Linked DNA regions of Homo sapiens: region 1 is linked to region 2. Evidence: read pairs that join two places in POLR2A ChIA-PET (ENCODE). Cell type or tissue: OCI-LY7. All regions are shown on one strand. Each heading gives the region's core, and the rest is flanking DNA. Links, peaks and the distances in the headings are about the cores only. Region 1 has its middle 36 kb from the start of CYRIA. Region 2 overlaps CYRIA (CYFIP related Rac1 interactor A).

Region 1 (10,463 bases), core at 2,194-7,193, 76 kb before region 2:
TTCTTCCCCATGTGGCCCAGGCCTCCTGTTTCTAGAGAATTGTGAGAAAACCCCTCATGACAGTCATTTATGTGCCTACATGCCTTATCGTTATCTGATTAAAACAAATCAAGAGTATAGTTTTCAATAGCTGGTCAGGAAAACAAATAAATATCAAGATGTTTAAGACACTGGCTGGTGTAAGGAACAGGTACCGGACAATTAGAGCTAGGTGTGAGGGTCAGTCTATGTTGATCCACTCTGCCATGGAGCACACTGATTGGCACTCAGAGCTCGAAGACTCTCTCCCTTTGCCCTTGATCTAAACCAGCTTTCTGAAAATTGTCTCATCTGTCACCTAGAAGTCAGCATTTACTCTTTGAACTTGCTGGACTTTCCTAGGAATATGGAATATTTTGTCCTATGGGAATAAAATATTGAGACCTTAAGTAGCATTTGCAGGTGACCTGGAAAACCCTGAATCCACATCCCTAGAGCACAATCAATGCCAGCTCAAGTGATACGGTTTGGTTCTGTGTCCCCACCCAAATCCCATGTTGAATTGAAATCCCCAGTGTTGGGGGAGGGACCTAATGGGAGGTGATTGGATCATGGAAGTGATTTCTAATGATTTAGAACCATCTCCCTAGTGCTATCTCCTAATAGAGTTCTCACAAGATCTGATGGTTTAAAAGTGTGTGGCACTTTCTTCCCCTTCACCTTCCCTCCATGACTGTAAGTTTCCTGAGGCCTCCCAGCTATGCTTCCTGTACAACTTGCAGAAATATGAGTCAATTAAATCTCTTTTCTTCATAAATTACGCAGTCTCAGGTAGTTCTTGCAGCAGTGTGAGAAAAAACCAATACACTAAGGTGGCTGTTATTATTAATCTGGTCTCATTGCAAGGCAAAGGAGTCATAATTAGGATTTGCTTTTCTTTCTCTGGTGAAAAGAAGAGGTAACTGACTGACACACAAAGAAAGAAGTCAACAAAGCATCTTCCCAGTAGCTGTTTTCCTAGTCACGCATCCAATGTGTGATCTAAATGCTCAAGAAGGCACGCTCCTTTCTTTCCTTTCAGAACAACCACATTTAAACTTTGATCCTCTGGGACCTGTAGAACTTTCCCCTCACTGGTCCTCAGTTTCTCCGTCTATACAGAGAGATTGATAAATGAGTTGATCTCTAAGGTCTTATCCAATTTGCAGAGCCCGTGATGACCAACTGAAGCATTTAGAGACAGGCTTAGCCTTGAGTATAGTGAGACAGAAGTCCCAGTTAGATCGGAAAGCTCTAACTTTATTACAGATGCCAATTCCTTTAATACTGCAGGACTGCCGTGCATGAGTACATGAATGCATACACACATACACACACAAGAAAGAAAAAAGACTGGTTTACTTATTGATTTTGGTTTATCCACATTAAAAGCCAATACTTTATACTCCAGACAACTCTTTCTGGGTTGTAGGCCGTCTGGATAGCTCCCCAGATGCTGATCAGACCCACCAATTATCAGGAAGACAGGCCCCCACCCCTAAATAATGGAGGAAGCATGTGAGTATTCCATAGAGAACAAAGATTTGGGGCCCAGGATATTCTAACCAGAGCAGGTGCAAAATGCATTTCAGAAGGAGAAGCTAAGTGAAGAAAAGCTCCTTTCATTCCTTCAACTTAGGAAACTTTTCTTGGGGCATTGATTTTAGACATCCACAACTAAACAAAGTCACCATTAATTTTTACTTCAAAGGCCTTTTCTATGAGCTCTAGTGGGACAAGTGGATTAGGAAGGCATTTGTGGTTGTGAATTTGCTGTTATTTCTTTTAATGTGGTGCATCTGACGTGCTAAATGCACTAAGTACCTAATAAACTGTAAACTGAATCGTGAACAATTTCATTATCTTGTTCAGGGACACAGATATCCATTAGTTAATTCACCTATTTGCAAAATAAACAAAGGACGTTTTACAAATGAGAGAAGCATATTGTTTTTAAATTGTATTTATTAATTCATACTCCAGACATCAGGCAAGATGATAGGCTGAGAATTAGCTCCATCTCGCTTCCACACTTCTCCCAATAAGAGAAAAAAAAGACAAGTGAACTCAAATTTTTACAGCTGTGAGTGAAAGTTTAAGCCAAGAAAAATTCCTGTGAGTACTTATATCGAATACATGGTTCAGGAGCTGAGGTTTAAATATCTGTGGGAGAAATGAAAAAAATATGGCCACGTATTCCGAGGCAGTCTGAAGTGGCCTCACTGCACAAAGCCCAGCATAACAGAAGCTACGCTACCTGTGTACTGAGGCTAGAAATGTTCCACCTGTTGGACAAGGAGCAGGATGGCTTAACCAAGGAGGAGACAGAGGCAGAGATTAAACCTCTAAAACTGTAAAGAACACTACCATGTAGCTCTTATGAATACTTTTCAGAAGATGTAAAAATTCCTGATTGGGAAACTATTGTCAGAAAGGACCTGGTCCTGATTAATCTCATGGATCTCCAGATGACTGCTTCTACAAATCATTCTACACTCAGGATTCCCACAAAAACGAACTCCACTGGATATTAGAAACCACAGAAAAAAACTGCCATGTGGTATCATCAGCAATGGCAAAAGACATGGGAATTTGTACCCAAAGAAGATACTTTAATTAGGAATATTTAAAGTGTTTCAAAAAGCAAATTAAGAAAGGAAAGGTACAATGTAAGAATATAATAGAATAAAAACATAATAGGCAAATCTAAAAATAAAAATAAAGGGGCTAAAACTGAGGGGCAGGGAATTCAGCATCTTGGCTTAACAATTGATTAACCAATACAAAAATCAAAAGAACCATCCAGAATGCAGGAGAGCTGTGCAAAATGGAAAATAGAATCCAAGAGATATGAGGCTTAAGACATAAATTCCAACACAATCAGATAGGTGTTCAAAGGGACTTGCCTTGTGTTTCCTAACTTGAATGAGCTGTGACCAGCTTTGGTTTCAAGACTGTAATAGTCTTATCAAAAGTGCCGGTCAGTTTCCCTCTTTTCCTAGTCTCTGTAATATTTTCTATTATTTAATAGTTATTGTTCCTTGGTAGGAGGTAAAATAGGCCTGGGGAATGTGTGGAGTGGGGTTGTTGGTGACTGAACATTTTAACTATAAAGTTATTCGATGGTAACATTTGAGGATTTTTATTTCTTCTTGAGTCAATTTTCATGTTTATAATTTGCTTTAAAATGTATACAGTTCAGTCATTGGCATTAAACTGACTAACTCATTTTTGAATGTACATTTGATAAAATCAAATACTCATTTATATTTTTAAAAAATCTTAGTAATCTAGAATCTGAAATAGATAACCTTAACCTGTTAAAGGTATTCTACTAAAATATGTCAGTAAGTGTCACATTCAATGTAAAAAACAGAACAATTTCCCAAGAGAGTGAAAATGAGATCGAGATGCCTACTGTCACTATTTATTTAATATTGTATTGGAGGTCCTAGGCAATACATTTAGACAAAAAAAATAAATAAATAACTGATAAAAGTTTTAATAAAAATAAATTTTTTATTATTTGCAATTTACATGATTTTTGTAGATGAAAAAACTCAGGCTCTACCAATAAGCTATAGAAGTAGTAAATGATTTTAGTGAGGTCTCTGAGTAGATCAATATACAAAAACTGTATTTTCATATATGAACAATAAAAATTTGTTAATGAAATTTAAAAATGTATTCCATTAGAATAGCATGAAAAATATCAAACACATAAGTATATAAGAGGTATATAAGGATTATATACAGAAAGCTGTGAAACATTATAGAGATAAACAAAAGAAGATATATAAATAAGGGGATATACCATATCATTGATTGGAAGGCCCAACATTATAAAGATATCAATTCTCCCCATATCCATTGAAAGATTCATTGCAATCAAAATCATGATAGGAGAGATTATTTTTGATTCTTTATTTTGTATTGTTCTTCAGAGAAAATTGACAAGCTAATATTAACATTAAAATGGAACTGCAAAAGAGAAAAAGTTATGGTAATTTTGAAGAATAAACAAAATTGGAGAAATGGTATAACCAGACAGAAAGAATTATTAGAAAGCTACAGTATGTAGCTACAGTGCTGCAGCACTGGCTTTAGGATAGACAAAGAACCTAGTGGAGCCAATTGAGATTCAGAAATAGACTCTCATATATATGAGAATTTATTTATAATAAAGTGGCTCTGCATAGCCATAGGGAAAAGGCAGCCTTTTCAATAAATGGTTCTAGGTCAAATGGAATTTTATGTTAGAAAATGTGAATATTGACACCTACTTCACATTATGTACATCACGTACAAACATTAATTTCAGTTAAATTGCTTAACTCAACTTGAAAGTTAAAACAACACAGTTCCTAAATGATAACATACATTCAATAATACATATACTAAAGGATGTTATTCAGCTAAATGACTGTCAGAATAAAAGCAACAGTGAGTTAAGAAGATAAAATATTTTCATAAAGACTAAATTTTATTGAGTATAAATATTAAAACATAAATGTTAAAAGTATATGAGATTTGATATTAACTCATTTTAATAACTCATATGTTAAAGAGAAAATAAAAATGGAAAGAATATTTTTAAATGAACAGAATATATCACTACAGCTTAAAATTGTGAGATGTAATTAAAATAGTATTTTAAAATACAAGGCCAAATGCATAAGGTAAAAAATTTTAAAAAACTGACAACAAATGAGCTACTAATGAAGAAAAGTGAAATAACAACTCAGGAAAGTCAAAGTAAACAATAATTTTCAATAAACAAACAAAACAGTAATATAAAGCAAGAACCCAAGTATTAGTAACAGTTATTCTTTCCAAAGCCTAATAAAATATAAAAAAACTCACCAGGAATAAAAAATTAAATGCTGAACATATTACCAAAAACTAGAATGTGCTGTAGATACTGTAAGAGAATAGGAATAACTATGTACCAGTAAGTTTGAACTTAAATAAAATAGAAAACCTTTTAGAAACATATGTGATAAAAACAAACTCACTAAGAATACGGTCAAGGCCATTGTGCATTTTTAAATGCACTATTAATTTTGGTTTGCTGGTATTATATCTGAGAATTTTATATCTGTAACTTAAAAGTGAGAGACATCTATGATTTATTGTTTGGGTATTATCTCTAACAATTTTCTTTTCCTTAAAATCAGGATTATAATAGTTTTATAAATTAATTTAGAGACTTTCCATATTCATCTATGCTTCAGAGCAGTTTATCAATTGAGTGTTTTTAAAGTTTGAAATAAATCACTTGTAAAACCAATTTGTCCTAGAGCTTTTATTAAAGATATATGTAATAAATCTTTAATATCTATCATGTTTATTGTTCTATATAGATTTTCTGTTTCTTGATTCAATTTTGTATATTTATATTTTTAAGAAAAATAACATTGATATATCATAAGAAAGTAAAAAATTATTTTATTATAATTTTTAATCTCATCTATATCTATTATTGCACCCTCATTTATAGTTGTATTTTTGCTTGTGTTCTCTCTTTAATTGGATCATCATCTATTTATCTATTTTACTGATTTTTAAAAATTATCTCTTGGTTTTATTCATCAAATCTTCTTGGTTTTGTTCTTCAATTCTCAGTATCCTGTTTTGTGTTTACTATTTTATTTTCTTTATGTAAATCTGTCCTCTTCTTTTTCTAATATCTTTATTTGAATTCTTATTTTATTTAATTTTCTTTTAATAGCTACTTTTATAAATTTGTATCATTATATTTTGGGAAAGGTTATTTTGAATTGTGCTTGTCATAAAATAATGACTTTCCATAATTAAAATGTATGGGAAATCTTGCTTTAAAAATTCATACATTGAATCAATCAAATCAGAAACTTGGGAATAATCAATCTTCCACCTCTCCAGCTTTCCCCCGTTTTACACCAGCCCACATTGGCCTTGAATTTTTTAGTCTATTTTTCAAAATTCTATTAGTTCTGTCCTTTTTCTGTTTCCATTCCTGCTGCCACTATTGTAAAGTTATCTGTCATTTCCACCCAGATTGCTGCAATAATCATTAATCTTCCTGTCAACTGCTGCTTTTTAAATATTTATTGTCCACAATGCCGTTAACAATTTACAACTAAGTCCACAGTTTGCTGTCCACTGAATTTTGTCCCCTTAAAATTCGTATGTTGAAACCCTAACCACCAATATGACTCTATATTGGAACAAGGCTTTTTGGATGTAATTAGGTTACATGAGGTCAGAAGAGTGGGTCCCTGATCTGATAGGATCGGTGTCCTCGTAACAGACACCAGAGAGCTCGCTTTCTCTCCACCGTGTGAGGGTGCAGAGAAAACTTCGCCATCTGCAAGCCAGGAAGAGAGTCTTCACCAGGAACCGACAGTGGTGGCACTCTGATATTGGACTTCCTCCTTTCGGAAGGATGAGAAAATACATTTCTGCTGTTAAGTCACCCAATCTGTAGTATTTAGTTGTGGCAGCCCAAGCACATTAATACACATTGGTCATGATACTTCCTCATTTAAAATGTTAATGACTTTGTAACGCTTTAAATTCAATTTTCTAATCATGGCTCATAAAGACTTCCATGATTTGTTCTTACATCTCCCTGTCTCCTCTCCCCATTAATCACCCCAGATCATCAGTTGTGCCAGGATGGGAAAGCACCGCCATCCACAGAGCATTCAGTTTCCACCCGCTTCTACACAAACCTTTCCCAGCCCTGCCCCACCAAATTCTCTCTCACAAGTGAAATGGATGGACCTTTTCAACTATTTTACTCCCTTTGCCTAACACTGTGCCTGACATATAATAGAGATTCTATTACAATCGGTGGAATTGAGTAAAAATGAATAAAAATTATTAGCTATTTTCTTAATTACATTACATGATATATTTTAAAGACCACACACTTTGCTTTTGTTTATTTTAACAGATTAAATCACCCAATTTCCAATTCCATGTCCTAATTCAGGCAAGAATATCCAAAGGCCCCAGAAGAGAAGAGACAGGAAGATGCTGATGAAATAAAGTTCCAGGCCTGGGACTACTCTGTACACGAGTCTGATTACCAGCTAGTATAGAAATCTCCATGATTTACTGACGATGGCAGGTGGCCATCAGGAGATTCCAGGAGATTTTCCAGAAGAAAAAACTCACATGTGAGCCTTTGCTGTACTTGACCCAGCATCCACCAGTAACAGAAATGTGGGTAGTTGCTGAAATGAACGCTTTTGTCTCTGTTTATAGAAAAGGGAGGCTGGGGGCGGTGGCTCACGCCTGTAATCCCAGCACTTTGGGAGGGCAAGGCGGGCGGATCACGAGGTCAGGAGTTCCAGACCAGTCTGACCAACATAGTGAAACCCCATCTCTAAAAATACAAAAAAATTAGCCGGGTGTGGTGGTGTGCGCCTGTAATCCCAGCTATTCGGGAGGCTGAGGCAGCAGAATCGCGTGAACCCGGGAGGCGGAGGTTGCAGTGAGCCGAGATCAAGCCGTTGCACTCCAGCCTGGGTGACAGTGCAAGACTTCGTATCAAAAAAAAAGAAAAGGAAAATAATGCCTCAAAGTTGTCAATTGGACACATTGAAAGAACAAATGACACCCAGTGAAGCAAGGATTTAAGAAGATAAAATCAAAACAGTTTTCCTTACAGCAGACACTGCTGGTGCTCCCCCCATATCTCCTCAGGTCCCTTGTACTGTTTCTGTGCTGATCACACTGTAATAAAACAGGAAATTACTAGCAAAAAGTTAACAAACTTAAAAAAATTAAAACATTGCTCTGTTAAATGAGAAAATTAAAATTAACATCACGCATTATCAATGAATTAACTCAAAAGCACAACATTAAAAAAGATGTTATTTACATATCTAAAGGAACTCCATAATGTTTTTTAAACATTTTTATTTCAATAGCTTTTGGGGTACAAGTGGTTTTTTGTTACATGGATGAATTACATGGTGGTGAAGTCTGAGATTTTGGTGCACTCATCACCCAAGTAATGTACATTGTGCTCAATTGGTAGGTTTTTTTTTATCCCTAGCCCTCCTCCTACCCTCCCACTTCTGAGTCTTTAAAGTTTATTATACCACCCTGAATCCCTTTGCATATTCATAGCTTAGTTCTCACTTATAAGTGCAAATATGCAGTTTTTGATTTTCCACTCCTACGTTACTTTACTTAGAATAATGGCCTCCGGCTTTATCCAAGTTGCTACAAAAGACATTATTTTATTCCTTTTATGTGGCTGAGTAGTATTCCATTATATATATATATATAACAAAATTATATAATTGATACATGTAATTGATATATGTAAAATTGATATATATATATATATATATATATATATATATATATATATATATCACATTTTCTTTACTCATTATTTGATGGACACTTAGGTTGGTTCCATATCTTTGCAATTGCGAATTGTGCTGCTACAAACATAAATGTGCAATGTCCTTTTCATATAATGACTTCTTTTTCTTTGGGTAGATACCCAGTAGTGAAATTGCTGTATCGAATGGCAGAACTACTTTTAGCTCTTTAAAGAATCCCCATACTGTTTTCCATAGAGGTTGTACTAGTTTACATTCCTAACAGCAGTGTATAGTATAGGTGTTCCCTTCTCCCTGTATCCATGCCAACATCTATTGTTTTTTAACTTTTGAATAATGGCAATTCTTGCAGGACTAAGGTGATATCTCATTGTGGTTTTTATTTGCATTCCCCCGATGATTAGTGATATTGAGCATTTTTTCATCTGTTATTTTGCCATTTGCATATCTTCTTTTGAGAAATGTCTGTTTATGTCTTTTCCCTACTTTTTGATGGGATTATTTGTTTTTTTCTTGTTCATTTGTTTGAGAACTCCATAATCTTAAAGGTTTTTCATTACTAAATAAGAAAGACTGATAATAAATTAAATAATAATTAAGCTCAATAAGTTAACTGAAGGAAAACAAAAACTTATAATAGATCCATAAAGGTAAAACCATCATATATTGTGAATTAGAAAGCAAAGCAAATCCAGCAGCACATCAAAAAGATAATTCATCATTATCAGGCAAGTTTCACCCCAGGAATGCAAGGATGTTTCAACATATACAAGTCAATAAATGTGATTCACCACATAAACAGAATTAAAAACAAAAACCATATGATCATCTCAGTAGACACAGAAGAAGCATTCAGTAAAATCCCTTTATGTTAAAAACCCTCAACAGGCTAGGCATAGAAGGAACATACCTCAAAATGATAAAAGCCATATATGACAAACCCACAGCCAACATCATCACAGTGAATGGGGAAAAGTTGAAAGCATTCCTCCTAAGAACTGGAACAAGGCAAGGATGCCTACTTTTGTCACTTGTATTCAACATAGTACTGGAAGTGCTAGCCAGAACAATCAGGAAAGAGAAAGAAATAAAGGGCATACACACTGGAAAACAGAATGTCAAACTATCTGTTTGCTGATGATATGATTGCATACCTAGAAAACCCTAAAGACTCCAAAACACTATTAAATTGATACATGAATTTAATAAAGTCTCAGGTTACAAAGTCAATGTACACAAATCAGTAGCACTGCTATACACCAACAGTGCTCAAGCTCAGAATCAAAACAAAAAGTCGGTCCCTTTTACAATAGCTGCAAAAAAAAAAATCCTCAGAATATACTTGATGAAGGAGGTGAAAGATCTCTACAAGAACTACAAAACACTGCTGAAAGACATCATAGATGACACAAACAAGTGGAAATACATCCCATACTCATGAATTTGAAGAATCGATATTGCGAAAATGACCATATTCCCCAAAGCAATCTATAGATTCAAAGTAATTCCTATCAAAATACCAACATCATTTTTCACACAGAAAAAAATGTCTAAAATTCATATTGAACCAAAAAAGAGTCCAAATAGCCAAAGCAATCCTAAGTGAAAAGGTTAAATCTAGAGGCATGACATTACTTGACTTCAAATTATACTACAAGACTATAGTAACCAAAACAGCATGGTACTTGTATTAGTCTGTTTTCATGATGCTAACAAATACATACCCAAGACTGAGTAATTTATAAAGGAAAGAGATTTAATGAACTCACAGTTCCATATGGCTGGGGAGTCCTCGCAATCATTGGCAGAAGGTGAAGGAAGAGCAAAGTCACATCTTACATGGTGGCAGGCAAGAGAGCTAGCACAGGGGAACTCCCATTTATAAAACCATCAGACCTCGTGAGACTTATTCACTACCAAGAGAACAGTATGGGGGAACAACATCCATGATTCAATTATCTCCACTTGCCCCTGCCCTTGACATCTGGGGATTACTACAATTCAAGGTGGGATTTAGGTGGGGACACAGCCAAACCATATCAGTACTGGGATAAAAGTAGATACATGGATCAATGGAACAGAATATAGAATCTAGAA
Region 2 (10,463 bases), core at 1,871-6,870:
AGATCTGGGCTCTTGTTCTGGTTCTGCTACCATTTGCCACTTGCAATTGCCTTCTCTGCCCCATGACTCATAAACACCACCTCTGAGGGTGGCCTGGGTCCTCTCCTTTGCTGTAGAGTACAGTGGTCAGGGCCCAGGTGGGGGTCCCTCAGATGTGAGTCCAAATGCGCACTTCGTTATCTACTCGCCATTAACCCAGAGCTCATCACTCAGCCTCTCTGAGTGACTGTCCAGCTCCTTATCTGTAAGATGTGGATAATAGGAGCACTGCCATTTCCAGCAAGAGTGGGGCGAGGGCTGGTAGAACATCCAGGTGATGTCTAGACCATGCCTGGCACACAGTCAATGCTCAGTGAATAAGGGTTGGTATCTTCTGCCCCATCACCATCATCACCGGCGTGTTGGCCTCTGACTGTCTAGGACTGCCTGAGCCACGGCCACTCCCAGTTAGTCACTATCTGGTCTCTGGGCTTCTTCCATGCTCGGCTTCCCACCATGGGAAGGCTGCATGCTGGGTGGCATCAGACAAATCCTTTCCTTTTCTAGGTCTTAAGCATCCCCCAGAATAACATTATAACATATAGTCATAATCACAGCTGTTGTGTGTTGAATGGTAACCCGTAAGAAGATAAGTGCATTCCCTAATTCCCACAACCTGTGCACATGGCCTAATTTGCAAAAAGGTCTATTTACCAAAAAATCATCACTTGCAGAAGCCCCTACACAAAACAGGTAAAAAATATCTCTATTCCTTTTATCACAGGATGAGGGCCCAGAGCCCTGCACGTCAGTGCCTCCAAGAGCCCTGCCAGTTTCTAGGGCTGCTAGGAGCTGGCAGGCTTCTCTGGGGCCTCTGAAAATCCCTGGCCTCGAGGTCCTATGATGCTCCATGATTAAACATACGCCAGAAACGGTCTCTTCAGAGAACAGACAAATGCCCTCTGCTTTCTCATTAGCTCTGCACTTTACCTGTATTGATGGGAGAGTTTGTTAAGAGTGATTTCCTGGCTTCAAAAGAACAGCAGATTCTTCCTTCCTCTTGTCAGAGATTCCTAAGAAGGCAGATTCTTAGGGAAAGAGTAAAACAAAAACGAGCTTTAAACACCACCTCCTTCCCCACTAGGCCCAGTCAGGGGAAAAGGGAGGATCTCTCACCAGGTTAGAGCTGCTCACTCCCACGCATGATGGGTGCCTGCTGGCAGCAGAAAAAGGCCAGGCCTTGTCTTAGAGATGCGCCTGTCCCCTGAGGACCCCAGGTCTGTGTCCTCCCAGTAGACTGCGGTTTCTCCAGCAGGTCCAGTAGTGGTGGCAGCTGTATTCCCGTGCTGGTTTCCCATCTGCTTGTCTCAGGCTGTCCTCAATGGGACAGCCACAGAGTCCTCACTCTTGAGGGACAGGCTGCTTATCAGAACAGCTGGGTATTAGGGTTCCGGGGCTTCCAGGGCACAAGGAACCCACCAGTCTTTTAAAATACACTGTTTGAATTAGTGACACCCTGCCTTCTCAAACCATAACATGACTGCTTTATAACCAAGTGGCATCAGCCTGTTTATCTATAAGGCCAACAAGCTCCGTGAATTCAGAAGACAGGCAGGTGAACACAGGGAGAGTGGATTATTTGGAAAGAGTATTTGTGTGGATTGGGAAGCAAGGCATTGCCCAGAAGGGTCCTCTACCAACACAACTGGACATAAAAATAACCAGCCTGTGGGAGTGTGGATTGTATTCGGGTGACTGCATGTTCTTACATGCCTAGGACAGTCCTGGTGTCTGCCTGTTGTCCCAGCAATATTATTAAAAGGGCCCCCTTTCACTCTCAGAGGTATCCTCGTTTGGATGATAAACCATTAAATCACCCCAACTGTATGACTGTGTATATAAAAGTGGTTAGCAGCACTTAGTGTGGATGTGTAGCGTAGGGAGTATGTGGAAGTAAACGCCTGTGCCCATGTGCTCTGACAGCCCAGAAGCTGGCTGTGGGTTAGCACAGCTGCACAGTTGTGGGTAAGTCACTTAACCATTTCACAGCACACACGGCTTTGAGGTGAGATCAGGGGCCTCACAGTCCGATAAATGGTGGTTCAGATCCTTTCTCATAGCCTGCTAGCTTTGACCTTTATAGAATTACTTAGCTTTCCTCAACTGCAAATTAAGAATAATCATATGGACCTCTCAGAGTTGGTATCATTTTTACATAATCTATATACACATCTAGAATATTTCCTGACAAATCATAACCTGCCAACAAATGGTGGCTGTTGTTGTTGTTATTATTCTAGGGCTGTGACTGTTTTTGGCTTTAGCTCTTCATTGTAGAAATGGTGAGAGATGACCCCTGTCTTTCCTGGCTTCCCAGGCATCATGAGGCTGAAACCCAGTGGCATCCCCGAAGCCTGGTGTCCCGGGCATGTGTGCACTGCTGGTGCTGGGGATGCAGAAAGGGAACCGCCTGCCTGCCCGCCCAGCTGCTCCATCTCTCTGGGACATAGGAATTGGCTTTCCAAGGCATCATCCCCTCCACCCATCTCAGGCCCTGCCTTCATCCCCTCCCTGGCCCAGCCATGCTGTATAAACACCAACACCAGGATGTCATTTACTGGTGTTGCCTGACATTGGTCGGCTGCTACCCAGAGGGCACTAGGTACCAAATTCCTAATTCTGCCTGCACAGCAGCTGTCAGTCTTTCCTGCCTGGAGAGTCTCCTATCTTCCTTCTCTCCTTTTGAAGGAAGGTGTCATCTGTTCCTAGTGTATTTGCTTTATTCTCTTTCTTTCCACTATTTGGCTTTGCAGAATTTGAGCCAGACTGCTTAAGTTCACACCTTGACTCTATCACTCAAAAGCTAAATCCCATGGACAAGTGACTTAATCATTTTGTGCCTCAGTTACCTCTTCTGTAAAAGGGGACAATAATAATGCCTACCTAGTTTGGTTGCCATGAGGTTTCAGGGAGTCACTACATGTACAGTGCTAAACAAAGCCCAACACACAGTAAGTACTTGATCAGTGTTAGCTATTTTTATTATCCAAACACCTGCCCCTTCTGGTTTCTCAGTGTTGCTCTGTGCTTCTGGCATTGAGGGACTCAGTCTAAGCTCTGCTGCTGGTGAACTGTGGGCACAAGCATGCCCCACCCTGGGCTTTGGGTCCCTTGATTGCCCACCCCGGAGGGTGGGGACACAGTCTTTGGGGCCCTTTCGGCCTCCCGTAGTGGATATTGCCTTCCCTTCAGTTGTTGTGCCTTGCTTTTCTATTTCCAGAGCCATTCAGAAGGGGAAGGCAGCAGCCGTTTGAAGCTCTTCCCTAGCCCTCCCCTGAATGGGGTGGGGTGGGACAGGACATGGGGAAAGGTCGCTAGACTGGAAGACAGGAGATGCCTATTTCGGGCCCTAGTTCTGTTTTGAGACTCTGGATAAGGCACCTCCTGTCTCTGATTTCGGCTTCTCCATTTATAAACTGGGGTGATTACCCCTCAGCTTTGTACCGCTCTCAAAATGAGCAAAGATGAAAAGATATGGAAAAGCATTTCACTGGCTGCCAGGTGCTACAGAAGGGCAAACTCCTGATTGTGTTGTGTGGTGTGAAGCCCCACCAGGCCAGGCACAGGGCATAGCACTGTGGAAGTAGCCTGGGCCGCCTGTGGCTGCTTGGATGGGAGCAAATGCATGCTGGTGTTGCTGGTGATATGTGAGGTTGTGCTGCCTGTGGAGATGCGAGATGAGAGTTTTCAGTTTCTTTCCCCCCTTGCTCTCTGTTCTCCCTAATGGACACTTGGCCCCGGGGTGACTCACACAGTAAACCATCAGCAATTGCTTCAGAAGGCTTGGAGTCCTCTCAAACATATGCTGACTTTTTGTTGTTCTATGTTTGGTTTGGAGTAGTGGGGCAGATCCCTGGGAGGCCATTAGCTGTGGGACCTGGAGTGAGCCCCTGCCCTTGGCGAGCCTTTGTGGTTGCATCTGTAAGGTGGGAGAAGGTGGGGTGAGGGTGAGAGCTGAGTGGGGGTCCGTGTTAACTGAATGCTAGTCCATGGATCAGAGCCAAGTTGGTGGCACTAAAACCCTCTCAGAAGATTTTTAACCGTACAAGTTTCCTGACCGCTGCTCTGGATTGGGTCTGTATTTTTTGTGAGCTTCTTAGATGCGTAGCCAGTACAGGGGGCCCGCTGGAGTAGGGGAACCAGTATGTGATGGCTTACGGGCTCTGCATTCTCTACCCCTTGGTGCCCATCAGGGGTCTATGAATAGTATTAGCATTAGTAGAAGTGGTATTCGGTTATTAAGTTATTATTAGGGTCATCTCTGTGTGTGGTTGTTCAAGTTACCAGGTGACTGTCATTCTTTACAATGTGCATTTGGAGTTGGGGAATTTCTGTAAGCCTCAGTAAGTAAATGGAGTCAACAAAATGGACAGGAAGACAAGCAGGAGGTGTCTTAGAATGATGATCAGGAGGAAACCCGGTGTTCCGCCTGACTGACCCTCTTGGTTTTGTGGTGGAAAATAGCAGCATTTGTGCTGAACCCAGCTGAGTGAATCCATCCCAGTCATGCACACTGAAAATGGGTTCAATTCTGAGGACATTTGAGAAAAAAAAAAAAAGCAGTGAGGATGGGATAGCTCTCCCTGATACCTGATCACTTTGAGAGCTTTTCTCTTGTTTCCAGATCCTTTTGTGACACGCCTGGCCCCTCAGCCACAGTCAAAAGGTGAGGAACAGGGCCTTACCCCAGAATCCTTCTTTGGAAATTCACCACCTTCCATGTCTACACCTGAGGTGTGGAAAACATCCCTGTGCCAGGCGGTGCTTGGTGGTGGGAAGTGGAATTTGTGGACCCCAACCCTGAGTTTGGAGGAAGTAAACGTCTTTGCCCTGCCCTGTTACCATCACAATCCGGTTTCCTAAAATGCAGGGCCCAGCTCCACTAACGTCCACTCAGAAATCACTTTCTCATCAAGCCAAGGACATTTCAGAGTTGCTGTGTTTTCTCTATCATTTCCTTCCCTCCTCCCCCACTTCACTTCCTGTTTTTTCTTCCTCTTTCTCCACCCCCACCCCATCTCTCCTGGCATGTCCCTTGTTGTCTGAGAACAGGAACAAAGCCTTGAGCCAGGGAGCGTTGATAATTGTGACTTCCTGAGGTGCCCTCTTGCTGCTGCCCCTGCTGCTGAGAGCCAGAACCAGCCCAGCCTCTGGGGGCCTGGGAGCCCCAGCTGGGAGCCTGGCAGGAAGTCTTGGACTTTAGACCCCTACTTCCCCCACAAGCCCACCACCATCCCCCACCCCCATCAGAAAGAGAATCTAATAAAAATAATCTTTCATGCCCTTACCACAGTTTCAGCTTTAAAGAACTGTCTCATGCATTTGAGCTGAAACATTGGAAAAAACAGACAACTCTAGTGTTTGCCCTAGTAACAAACTATATAGTTCAGTTTAGATAGCAAAAAGTAGATTTAGGAGACATGAGTTTATTTCTGCTTCTGCATTGTATCTCTTTTTGACTCTGTAGATCATCCTAGCTCTTGAAAGATTGGTTTCCTACCTCTTTGGAAAAATGGAATTAATGGTATCTCACTGGGATTTTTTGAGGACAAATTAATAAGAAAGTATATTTATACAATTCTCATGGTATGCCTGACAGATATTTGCTTAATAAGTGAAAGCTCCCCTCTATTTTCTATGATTTGGTTTTCTGCACAAAGGAGTGGCCATTCAAATGCACAGGAGCCAGGAAAAAAACCCTGCAATAAATGATACTCATGGAAAAAGAGTTCATGTCTGTTGCTGTGTTTCTCTGAAACGTGGACAGAAAGAGAGAGAGAGAGAGAGACCTGGGCCCACATATGCTTCTCACTGAAGAGCAGTGCTCACTCCCCACTGTGTCACTGTGTTCATGGGTCATGGTATTTTATAACAATATTTTTCTAATGAGAAACAGGGAGAACCATCCCAACCACATGCCTGAGGTGGGCTGTTTTACTAATTTAGCTCCCAGGGGTGAAACTACAAAAACAGCAATCTGGAAAAAGTGCCACCTCCCTTTTTCAAAATGTGTTAAACAAAAAATAAAAAATAAAAAGACTTCCCATTCAAGGTCAATGACCACTTGTTTGAGAAGTCAGCCTGACCATGTGGCTGCATTTAAAAAATATGTCAAAGGCCAGAGAGTCAGAGACATGTTCCAATGTGGATTCAACTCCCAAACTGCTGAGTCCCTGAGTGAGGCTGCTTTCTTCTGTGAGCCTCAATCCCCTAATTATAAAATGAAAGAATTAGACAAGACTATCTCTTAGATGTCCTTCAGGCCTGATAATCTGTGATCTTGTGACTCTCTGCTCTCCTTAAAAAATACATTGTGACTAGTGGAGAATAGGAAATTGCTTCTCACAGTAACATGACTTGCATTCCCTTTTTAGCAGGGTACCACCATCTTAAGGACAGAAAAGCTACAGGACTCTAGGAGGCCACCGTCCTGATTTGGGAAGTCCAACTTACTTTGGCCAGACAGCAGCTAAGCTGGTTCATCCCATCAGCCTGGATTGGTGAAACTGAATCACAGGAGATATTTCCAGGTAAGAAACAATTGACTTTCGTTATAACGTGTAGCACACTGATAACCATCATTATACTGCAGGAAGTATGTCGTATGCATGCTTATGTTATGAAAGACATGAAACTATTAAGGAAAAGGTTCAAGGCTCTGGGTTCTATAGCTGTATTCTGAGTGGGATCTGTGCTATCTTGAGGCTTTTGAGGGTTAAGGAATGAAAGAGGGTAGCTGAGAATTACATGCAGGGGAAGAACAGAGTCGAGCTGTAGATCTAGGTTCCTTTTTCCTTGCAGAATCATTTAGTGTTCCTTTCTGCCCATGCTAGCCAACTAGATTTAGACAGTAGGAGGAGAGGTCCTTTGGTAGCCAATCTGAGATGGAATTTAGATCCCATGTCAGAGAACGGACTTGCATCCCACCTGCTACAACATCTTTAGAAACAAATTCAGTTCATGAAGTTTCATCCAAGGGCGCTTACAGCAGACAGGCTGCAGCTAACCATTCTCATCACCCGCTTTCCTGACCACCAACGCAATGTCTCTGTCTGCTTATTGCTCGTCTCTCTCCCCTCCTCCCAGTCACTTATGGATCCTTTCCTTCTTATGTGCAAGGAATGTGGCCACATCTACTAGAATGTCTTCATTGGAGTTGCACCTGATGTAGGCTGACATTCCTCCTAGATGACTAAAGTTTGGTCAAGCGTTCAGCTGCCTGGATTGTGGTATATTAACACATCTCTCTTACGCAGGCCCAGTGTAAGGAATCATGGTCAGGAGTCATGAAAAAAATGCCAACACACTGAGATGGCCACACATCTTCACTCTTGCACTAGTTTTTGGTGTTATCTTCTGCTATCCTGTCTTGAAGCTCTTTTTCAGCTAGATACCTTGACTTTTCTGAAAAACTAAAACCAGAAGCATTTCACGAAGCTAAGCACAGGACAGAAGGTAAGACCAGGTGATATCTAAAGCTTGTTTTGCATTCCCAGGATTGTCTTATCCCAGACTTGTTTCTTATGCCAGACTCTTATTCTTTGGGGAACATGTTTATCTCATGCCTGCTTCCTTTCTTCCTCTTGTGGTTTCTTTCTCTAGAGTGGTTTCTGAGCTATAGCATAATTCAGAGGAAGGAGAACAGTTTTGCGACTTAGACACACATGACTTCAGATCTCAGCTGTGCTCTGTGTTGGCTCAGTGATTTTGCTTAAATCACCATTTTAAATCCCCAAGCTTCTGTTTCCCCACCTGTAAGGTAGGGATAGTACACTCCATGTTATAAGCTGGTGTTGAGGATTAAGTGAGATCACGCATGAGCATGGTTTCTTGTTACAGGAGACCTCAGCAAATACCAGCTCCTTTCCCTACCTACCCTTTTTTAGAGCTACTTGAATATAGCTTTGATCCCATATCTGGATTTCATTTGAGCCTTGTGCCTAAAATCTAGGACAGGCCTTGTCCACAAATACTGTTAAGCCCCAACGATTTAAAAAGGAGAGAAACTGTTAACAGCCTTTTTATTTCAGAGCTCTTCATCCATAGAAGCCTTTTCTCACCCGGACTTTAGCCAGATTGCCTCTCCAGCCTGGCCATTGGAAGGTTTTCTCTGCCATACCCAAAGTTAGAACTACTACTTTCCTAGCCCTTTGTCCCATGAGGTATTAGCTGAAAACTAATTCCCTCCCGGTGGCTTTTTCCCTTCAGACTAGCCTACATCCAAGACCAAGAGTAAGGGTCAATTGATTTGGGGCCGGTATCCTGGCCTGGCACTCAGCAAGACAGTCAGGGTCCAAGCACATGCTCATTCAGGGCTTTCTTCCTTGCCTGTTAGCTTTTCTAAGGCAGTCATTCACCCAGTCATCCATTCAGTCAGTAGATGTTCATGGAACATGAACCATGCAGTGGGTGGCTCGCACTATCTTGGTGCTAGGGATACAGGACAGAACAAAACCAAGTTCCTGTTCTCAAGGAGCTTGCATTCAAGTAGGATCAAGGGATCATCAACAAGTAGCAAACATGTATGTATTACATCTGGTAGTATTAGGTGCTATGAAAAAAATAAAGCAGAAAAAAATAAAGCTAAGTCAGAGAGCTAGAGAGTTGAGGGAAATGGACATTACTGTTTTATATACAGTGCCAGGGAACACCTCTGGATAAGGCATTATTTGGGCAGCATCTGGAGAAAGTGAGGGAGCAAGGCTAGAAGGAAGAGCCAGAACTAAATCTCTGATCGGGGAATGCACTTGGGCTTTACCCAGTCTCGAGTGACCAGTAGGATTGGAGCAGAAGGAATGAGGAGCCTGTGGAATGAAGCGAGGGCAGAAAGGACTTGGGTGTTTATGTTCTGGCTGGCTTTTCTGGAGATTCTTCTACCCTTCCTTTCTCTTCCCCAGAGCTCTTTCCCAATGCAGTGTTAGTCATTCATTCAAAAATCTTTACTGGGCCCTAGCTACTGGGACTCTGTAGATTAATGAGTCTGGGCCCCATTCTTAGGACTCCATGGCCTGGTGCTATCAAGGTTTCTTGGGGAAGTTGCATCGATAAAGTAGGTTGATGTAAACAGTTGTCTTAATTTGATCATCATAGAGTCAATTTGCTAGAGTAGGAATTTTCCACTGGAACCTCCCACAGGTCACTTTTACCTGTTCTCTTGGAATTTACTTACATGATAGACTATTGGTCTTTCTCGCCTTCAGGGTAGAAGGAGGATCATTCATTCAGCAGATATATGAGTGCCTCTTCTATGTGAGTGCTGTACCAGGCACTGGGTATAAATGAGGACTAGGTCAGCCCCTGCAGTTGAGTTGCTTCTGGTTTTACCAGGAGACGCACTAATGGCTAGACAACACACTTTGATCAGTGTTGCATTAGGAATGGGTGCTTGGGGAGCTCAGAGGAGGAGTCCCTGACCCAGATTGAGGGGTGGAACCATGGAAGCTTCTTGGGAGCAGGTTGTCTGCACTCAGTCCTGGAGATGAGATGTAGCCAGGCAGGAACCAAGCAAGGAGGTTAAGATGCTTCAGGGAAGGGTGTTAGGAATTTCCAGGCCGGGAGATGGAGACACATAGGCAAGGACTGTGCCTCGGGGAATCCTGTGCACCTTCACCTCCCTCCTGAGACTGTGGAATGTGGAGAGGTGAGTCTGAGAGACCAAGGGACTCACTTAGAGAGGGAGGTGAGGGTATGAATCAGGGATTTTTCAGACCAAGCTAAGTGGTTTGAGTCTGTTTTGAGGACAGCTTAGAACTGCTCACAGTTTTTAAGCAAAAATGGATGAGTTATTAGGATTGGAGTTTTAAGAGGCAAAGAGCCTAATTTTATTTGAAACCCTGGTTCCTTAAAATGCTTATTTTATACCTCTTTCATATATTATTATAAGATTATAGTTTCCTTGGCTGTAAAATAAGTTCACACAGATCAACTGAATGAGATGGCTGTGGGTAGCAGATGCATACAATGTCCCTTCCCACCATTGATGCTGCAGTGAATGCTAAACTTGTCATTTCATGCCCAGTCTTAGTACACAGATAGCTGTGAAATGGTTAGAACATAAGTTTTGTTTCTCTTAGAACTGGCTGGCAAAAACTTAAACTATTCTAGTAGAAATGATGGGATTTAGGTCTTGTTACATTTTCTTCCCATCAGAAAATGAATGAGTAATATCCATTCCTTAACCCTCTCTCCACTGAATACTAAAGTCAGAGTGTTCTTTTAGAAATTACGCACTCATTAAACAGGTAATATCTGAGTATCTACCAATGGTCACACCCTGTGTTGGGCCGTGAACATCAGGACAAATCAGACAAGGTCAGCACCTCAAGGAGTTTCTAATCACGTGACAAAGACAAAAGCAGCCAACAGAGAAGCAGATGGCAGACAAGAACCCAGACATGAACAAAGTGATGTGGATGCAGAGGATG

Evidence for each region. Peaks named below come from ENCODE experiments on the same cell type or tissue, not always from the same donor. Only the 100,000 strongest peaks of a DNase experiment are listed, where the experiment ranks them.
Region 1: POLR2A ChIA-PET joins it to region 2 with 5 read pairs; 3 of 35 experiments call an interaction of 5 or more read pairs at or near these places.

Annotation. Positions count from the first base shown.
Region 1 is chr2:16,696,679-16,707,141 of GRCh38, reverse strand. No RefSeq gene overlaps it. Among named protein-coding and RNA genes, the nearest start is that of CYRIA, 36 kb to the right of the region's middle. In OCI-LY7, for the core only: no CTCF peak of the experiment used is centred there; no DNase peak of the experiment used is centred there.
Region 2 is chr2:16,619,970-16,630,432 of GRCh38, reverse strand. It overlaps CYRIA (CYFIP related Rac1 interactor A), which reads left to right. Exons shown (of 12, transcript NM_030797.4): 2 at 6,414-6,569. Among named protein-coding and RNA genes, the nearest start is that of CYRIA, 41 kb to the left of the region's middle. In OCI-LY7, for the core only: a CTCF peak has its summit at 5,141; DNase peaks (open chromatin) are centred at 1,982, 3,032, 4,472, 5,062 and 1 weaker place; H3K4me3 peaks cover 4,273 bases; H3K27ac peaks cover 5,000 bases.